Linked DNA regions of Homo sapiens: region 1 is linked to region 2. A link is an interaction called in ENCODE POLR2A ChIA-PET data of the cell type or tissue named here. Cell type or tissue: CD4-positive, alpha-beta T cell. All regions are shown on one strand.

Region 1 (2,500 bases), 140 kb after region 2:
GCTCTGAAATAGGCAGGTCAGATATTACTCTCTCCATTGAACAAACAGGAAAATAAACCTTTGAGAACTGAAAGAATTTGCCTTGTGCCCCCAGTCTCAAGAGAGGATATGCTGCTCCTGTTCTCCTTCCCCTACCCCTAGCAGCCACTTGCAACCTGGGTTGGGGCAAGCCTGGATCTCTCTCCTAAGACAGGCCTTCCTACACTCAGGGGAGACCTGCATGCCACATAGGACAGGGCTGCACCTGGTGCCCACTCTTCTGCAATCCTGGTGTCTCCCCAGTTAGAAATGAAACTCCATTCAATGTAAGAAATATTGATTGCACCCAATCTATATACCAGGTGTCTGCCTGATATTCTCTATTGAGCAAAGTGTGAATCAGTGAATTCTTGTGTGAATTGTACTAATGCTATCCAAAGACCTTCCAAACTAGAAATACCCCAAAACTAATAAGTATGTTTTCTCCACCATGGAGCAGTTGGATATTAAAAGCATTTTATAGGCCTCAGCTTATTGAAAGTAAAACATTCCGTCTCTTTTCAAAATGGGAGCCGCAAAAGGCAAACACACACTCAGGGCCATAGCCCTCTCCGTAACAAAGGAAAGATTAGGTATTTCTTACCACTCTGCAACTTGGTCTGTGCACCAAAGCAAGGTGCCCAGAGGGCAACAGGAGCATAAGACCAGAAGCCAAGGGCCATGACATCATTGGGGATGCAGACCTAATAACAGGCAACACCAAGGAACAAAGTCAGTTGTAGTGTCAGGAAGGGGCCGAAGCCTTAGCCACTGTTGATGGCAGGCCCTGTGTGAAGAACACAGCTTTCCCAGAAGCCTCCTCAGTGGAACCTCCCAGTCGCTAGTAGTCGTGGCTACAAGATTTCACGTGTAAAGGATGGTCCTCGGGGGCACTTGCATCCTGAGGCTTCTAGTCATCAGAGCAGCTCCCAGGCCGCTCTTAGCCCTCTAGAATGAATTAGCATTATTATAAGACTGGACACTATTTATTCCAAGGAGGCCTTTGCTGCATCTTTGATGAGCAGGCATCACCAGTTCTCCACGCTGGTCTGCCTTCTCATGAGCATGGGTTTCAGTGACTGCCAGGCCTGAGAAAGGAGGAGATGGGAAATCCCCTTCATTCATATCTGTGCTCTCCTGCTTGGCAGTGTTTGTTGCAGGCCCCGCTGTAGAGAACAGAGGCAATGCTTATGCGTAAGTTAGACAGTGTCTCAGGAATTCTGAGCAGTTCAATTCAGTAAAGCCATCCAGAGAGATGAGTTTTACTTCTGAGAGAGCTGGAGACAGACAGTAGTTTAACACTTATTGTGGACTCTGTAGGATCCTGAGCCTTTACCTAACTTGACCCAATTAATCCTCCCAACAACCCTATGAGGTGGTTGTTATTTTGCTCCTTTAACTAATAGAGAATTGTAGCTCAGGGAAGTTAAATGACCTGTGGAAAGTGGTTCAGCTCATTAGTGAGAGAGCTGCTGAGATGTGAACTCTGGTCAGTCTTCCCCCGAGGTTCGCGTTCTTTCTGCTACTCCAGAGATTCTCCAACTTTGGCGTGAGGAATAATCAGGGAGTGTGTTGAACATTCAAATTCCTCACAGTCAACCCCAGAGATTGCCATTCAGCCAGCAGTCACTGGTTTGGATGGAGGTGACCCATGAATGGATGTTGAGAAATACTGTCGTATAGCACACTTGCTTCCTGAACATCCCAGATCATTTTTCTCAGACATCCTAGGAAAACCTGAAGGGCACAAATCTCCAGGGAAGCAATAGAGCATATAGGTTTTTCAGCTATGTGAACTAGAAAAGCACATGGTGAAGCCAGCCTCTTGGAGATCTCTAAAACAATCCAGCCAGATCTAATGAGATCCCTGCCTAAGAGCAGGTCTGAAACCCTGGGAGCACTTTTATCAGATTTTTCTGCATTCCTATCTCTTCTCAACTGCAGTAAGCCCCCTATAAAATGTACAGCACGCCTGTCTGTTGGCTGTGTAAATAGAATGTGGATGTCTGTTACAACTACAGTTTGATTCTTGCATTCAAAGGCCATATTCCTAGTGTACATTTCCACCTTTATTCAACACTCCAGTTTCCTATGGTGCTGGGAGGGTCTACTCCGTAACTTATGCCCGTCCCCATGGGTCAGAGGACTACAGTAGTGGCTTAGCTGGGGAGGAACTGGGGAGTGCTTCTCCTGAGTACTTACCCAAAAGTACTACTTTGGCAACAGATTATGTAAGGCAATATGTTGAACTGAAGTTTATGAAATCTGTGATGAAAACACATTGGGAAACTGTGTGAAAGCAAAAACAGTCTTTTCAGTAATTGACAGAAACAGCTGTGTTGGACCCTGAGACCCCTGGAGAAGGTCATCTACAGTTCGGGCCCCAGCCGCAGCCCACCTGCTGATGTTAGAACTTGTCCACTCCTGCCCGGAACAATTATAGCTGCTGTGTCTTGTTCTGGAGTTACAGTGAGCTTTGGCT
Region 2 (2,500 bases):
GCCAGGACGGGGATGGGCCAACCTAAACTACTCATGATAATTTCCATTCTCATTAGCATGGAGGGAGAGTGTTCTGCAGGGTTCTGGGAAAGCAAAATTCCTTTCTTTGAAACACAAACATATTGTGTTGATGAAACAGGCTGTGCTGCACCCTGAGGTGATGCCTAGAACTGTGGACACCATCTGGAGAACAAAAGCCAGCACACTAAAGTCGGCAGGGGAAAAAGAAGGGGAAAGCCCGGCTACTTAAGATATTATTGGACCGAGCTCACGCCGGTAATCCCAGCACTTTTGGAGGCTGAGGCAGGCAGATTGCCTGAGGTCAGGAACTCAAGATCAGCCTAGCCAACATGGTGAAACCCCATCTCTACTAAAAAAAAAAAAATACAAAAATTAGCCATGCATGGTAGCAGGCACCTGTAATCCCAGCTAGCCAGGAGGCTGAGGCAGGAGAATCGCTTGAACCTGGGAGGCAGAGGTTGCAGTGAGCTGAGCTGAGATCACGCCACTGCACTCCAGCCTGGGCGACAGAGCAAGACTCCATCTCAAAAAAAAAAAAGAAGAGAACAGATGAATTACCCAACCCTGAAACTGCTCTCACCCGGACTTTCTGTGTTAAGTGAGTTAATAGTTTGATGTGGCCAGTTTTTGTTGGATTTTTTATTACTTGAAGCTGAGAACATTCTATGTGATATAATCACACAGAAAGCAGCAGAGCTGAAAGTCAAGCCAAGTTCAACTCTGAGGCAGCCAATAGAAGCTAAGAGTGAGGAGAGACCAACAGATAAGTGGAGTTATTTGAATCAGATCAGCGGGTTTCTAGATGGTTTTTAACTAGTAAAGGTAGTTTGTTAAGGTTATGAAATTTTTTCTCTTCTTTTTTTCCTATTCATCAGAATCCCTACATGAAAATGAAGAACATCATCTAGTAATTAATTGCCAGGTTTAAAAATATAAAATTGGAGAAGAAGGCCAGGTTTGAAATTTGGAAGGTGGTTGAAATTAACAGCTAAATTTAAGAATCAGGATTGTCTTGGGTTTCAGTAAAACATCTAGTAAATTTATTCATTTAGTCAATAACCTCAGTGACTAATGAGTCAAACCAGTTTTTCAGTCCAGTAATTTTTCATTTAGGGCCCCCAAATTAAATGTTAGAAAGGCCTCTTTCTAACATTTAGTCATTATAAAATAATCAAATCAGTGAAAAATCAGCCACCAGAAATAAAACTGCCTCTTGGAAGGTTCTTATACTTATCTGTATCACCATATTCCAACAGGCAGCTTAAGGAAAGGGGTCTGTCTGTGCCTTTCAGTTCACAAGCAACCTTGAGAAGGCTAGAAATTTCCACAACAGTACCAAAGAACTGCCTGAAGGTGGCGCTCAAGGGCGATAGTAACAGAGTGTGTGATCTGGCAATTTCAGCATTTGCAAGAAGTCAAGCCAGTTTTTCTTTTCTTCCTGATAAAGCTAATTGCCTTGCATTAACACACAGCATAAGACTTCGCAGCACAAAAAGAATAACGGAATTATAAAAGGTATAATTTAGAGGCTTTGTCAAGAGCTGTGATGAGCATATCCTAATAGGTATAAATGTTCTGAAGTACTAATGCTCTATTAAGAGGGGTTTCTGAAGGAGGAACAATGCCTGCATTAGTGTTCGGGCTCTGGAGAGGAAAAGCTTTTTGGTCTGCAATTACTGGTCTCCTATTCTTTACTTTAGAACACATCTACTTGATGCTTGCTATTTTTTTCAGGCACACTTCCCCCCTCTTGTTTCACGTGTACATTCACATGAGTAAAATATTGCTTTTTACGCTTTGCTGGGTATTGAAGTTGCTGTCTGATGGAGAGGCTTAGAGCCTCACCTTGAAGCGGCTTCCCCTAACACTGGGTCTGTGAAGCTTCAAAGTGCAAAACATGCTCATCTAGACAATACCATAAGGCCACCGACTTTGGATTTTCTGCCCTACTTCCTGAGCCTGCATCTCCGACTATTCTTTCCTTTGAAGCTCTATAAAAGTATGCACTCTTGCCTCCCTGTAGAGTAAGCTGCTCCTAGAATAGGAACTGCTAACACTTTCTCTTTTATTGCCTTGACAGTAGCAGACCTCCTACCTCCCAATTCCATATCGCCACCGCCCCCCGAGCTCCAGTACTTTCCCACCTTGGGCTAGGACCAGCATGAACACATCTCCCAGGCACATCCCCTTGCATTTAGGAGGCCTCAGCCCCTGACCTAAGGTTGCCCTGGCTCTTGGCTTTCTCCCTTGAAGATCAGGTTAATCCTACTGAGAAGAGAGAAAGAAATTAAAGTTTATCTTACCTAAGGAGGAAATTCTTTCTGATCCCTATACCTTCAAAGACCCTCCTCTGCACTGGACTGTGAATGCTGAAAGGCAGCCAGGATTGGAGCTGATAGAAATGGATTGCCAGGTAGCATTGGTTAGTCTTATGTCTTTCGTGGCTTCTAAAGCCTCATCTCCTATTAGCAGGAAGACT

The links. ChIA-PET counts read pairs that join two places held together with the same protein. Peaks named below come from ENCODE experiments on the same cell type or tissue, not always from the same donor. Only the 100,000 strongest peaks of a DNase experiment are listed, where the experiment ranks them.
Region 1: POLR2A ChIA-PET joins it to region 2 with 14 read pairs; 14 of 35 experiments call an interaction of 5 or more read pairs at or near these places.

The regions. Positions count from the first base shown.
Region 1 is chr15:38,553,190-38,555,689 of GRCh38, reverse strand. All of the region lies in intron 2 of RASGRP1 (RAS guanyl releasing protein 1), which reads left to right. Among named protein-coding and RNA genes, the nearest start is that of RASGRP1, 10 kb to the left of the region's middle. RefSeq lists an enhancer at 1,066-1,145. In CD4-positive, alpha-beta T cell, no CTCF peak of the experiment used is centred here; a DNase peak (open chromatin) is centred at 1,129; H3K4me3 peaks cover 550 bases; H3K27ac peaks cover 2,112 bases.
Region 2 is chr15:38,689,803-38,692,302 of GRCh38, reverse strand. No RefSeq gene overlaps it. Among named protein-coding and RNA genes, the nearest start is that of LINC02694, 5.5 kb to the left of the region's middle. In CD4-positive, alpha-beta T cell, CTCF peaks have their summits at 1,175 and 1,374 (motif pointing right); DNase peaks (open chromatin) are centred at 1,372 and 1,882; H3K27ac peaks cover 474 bases.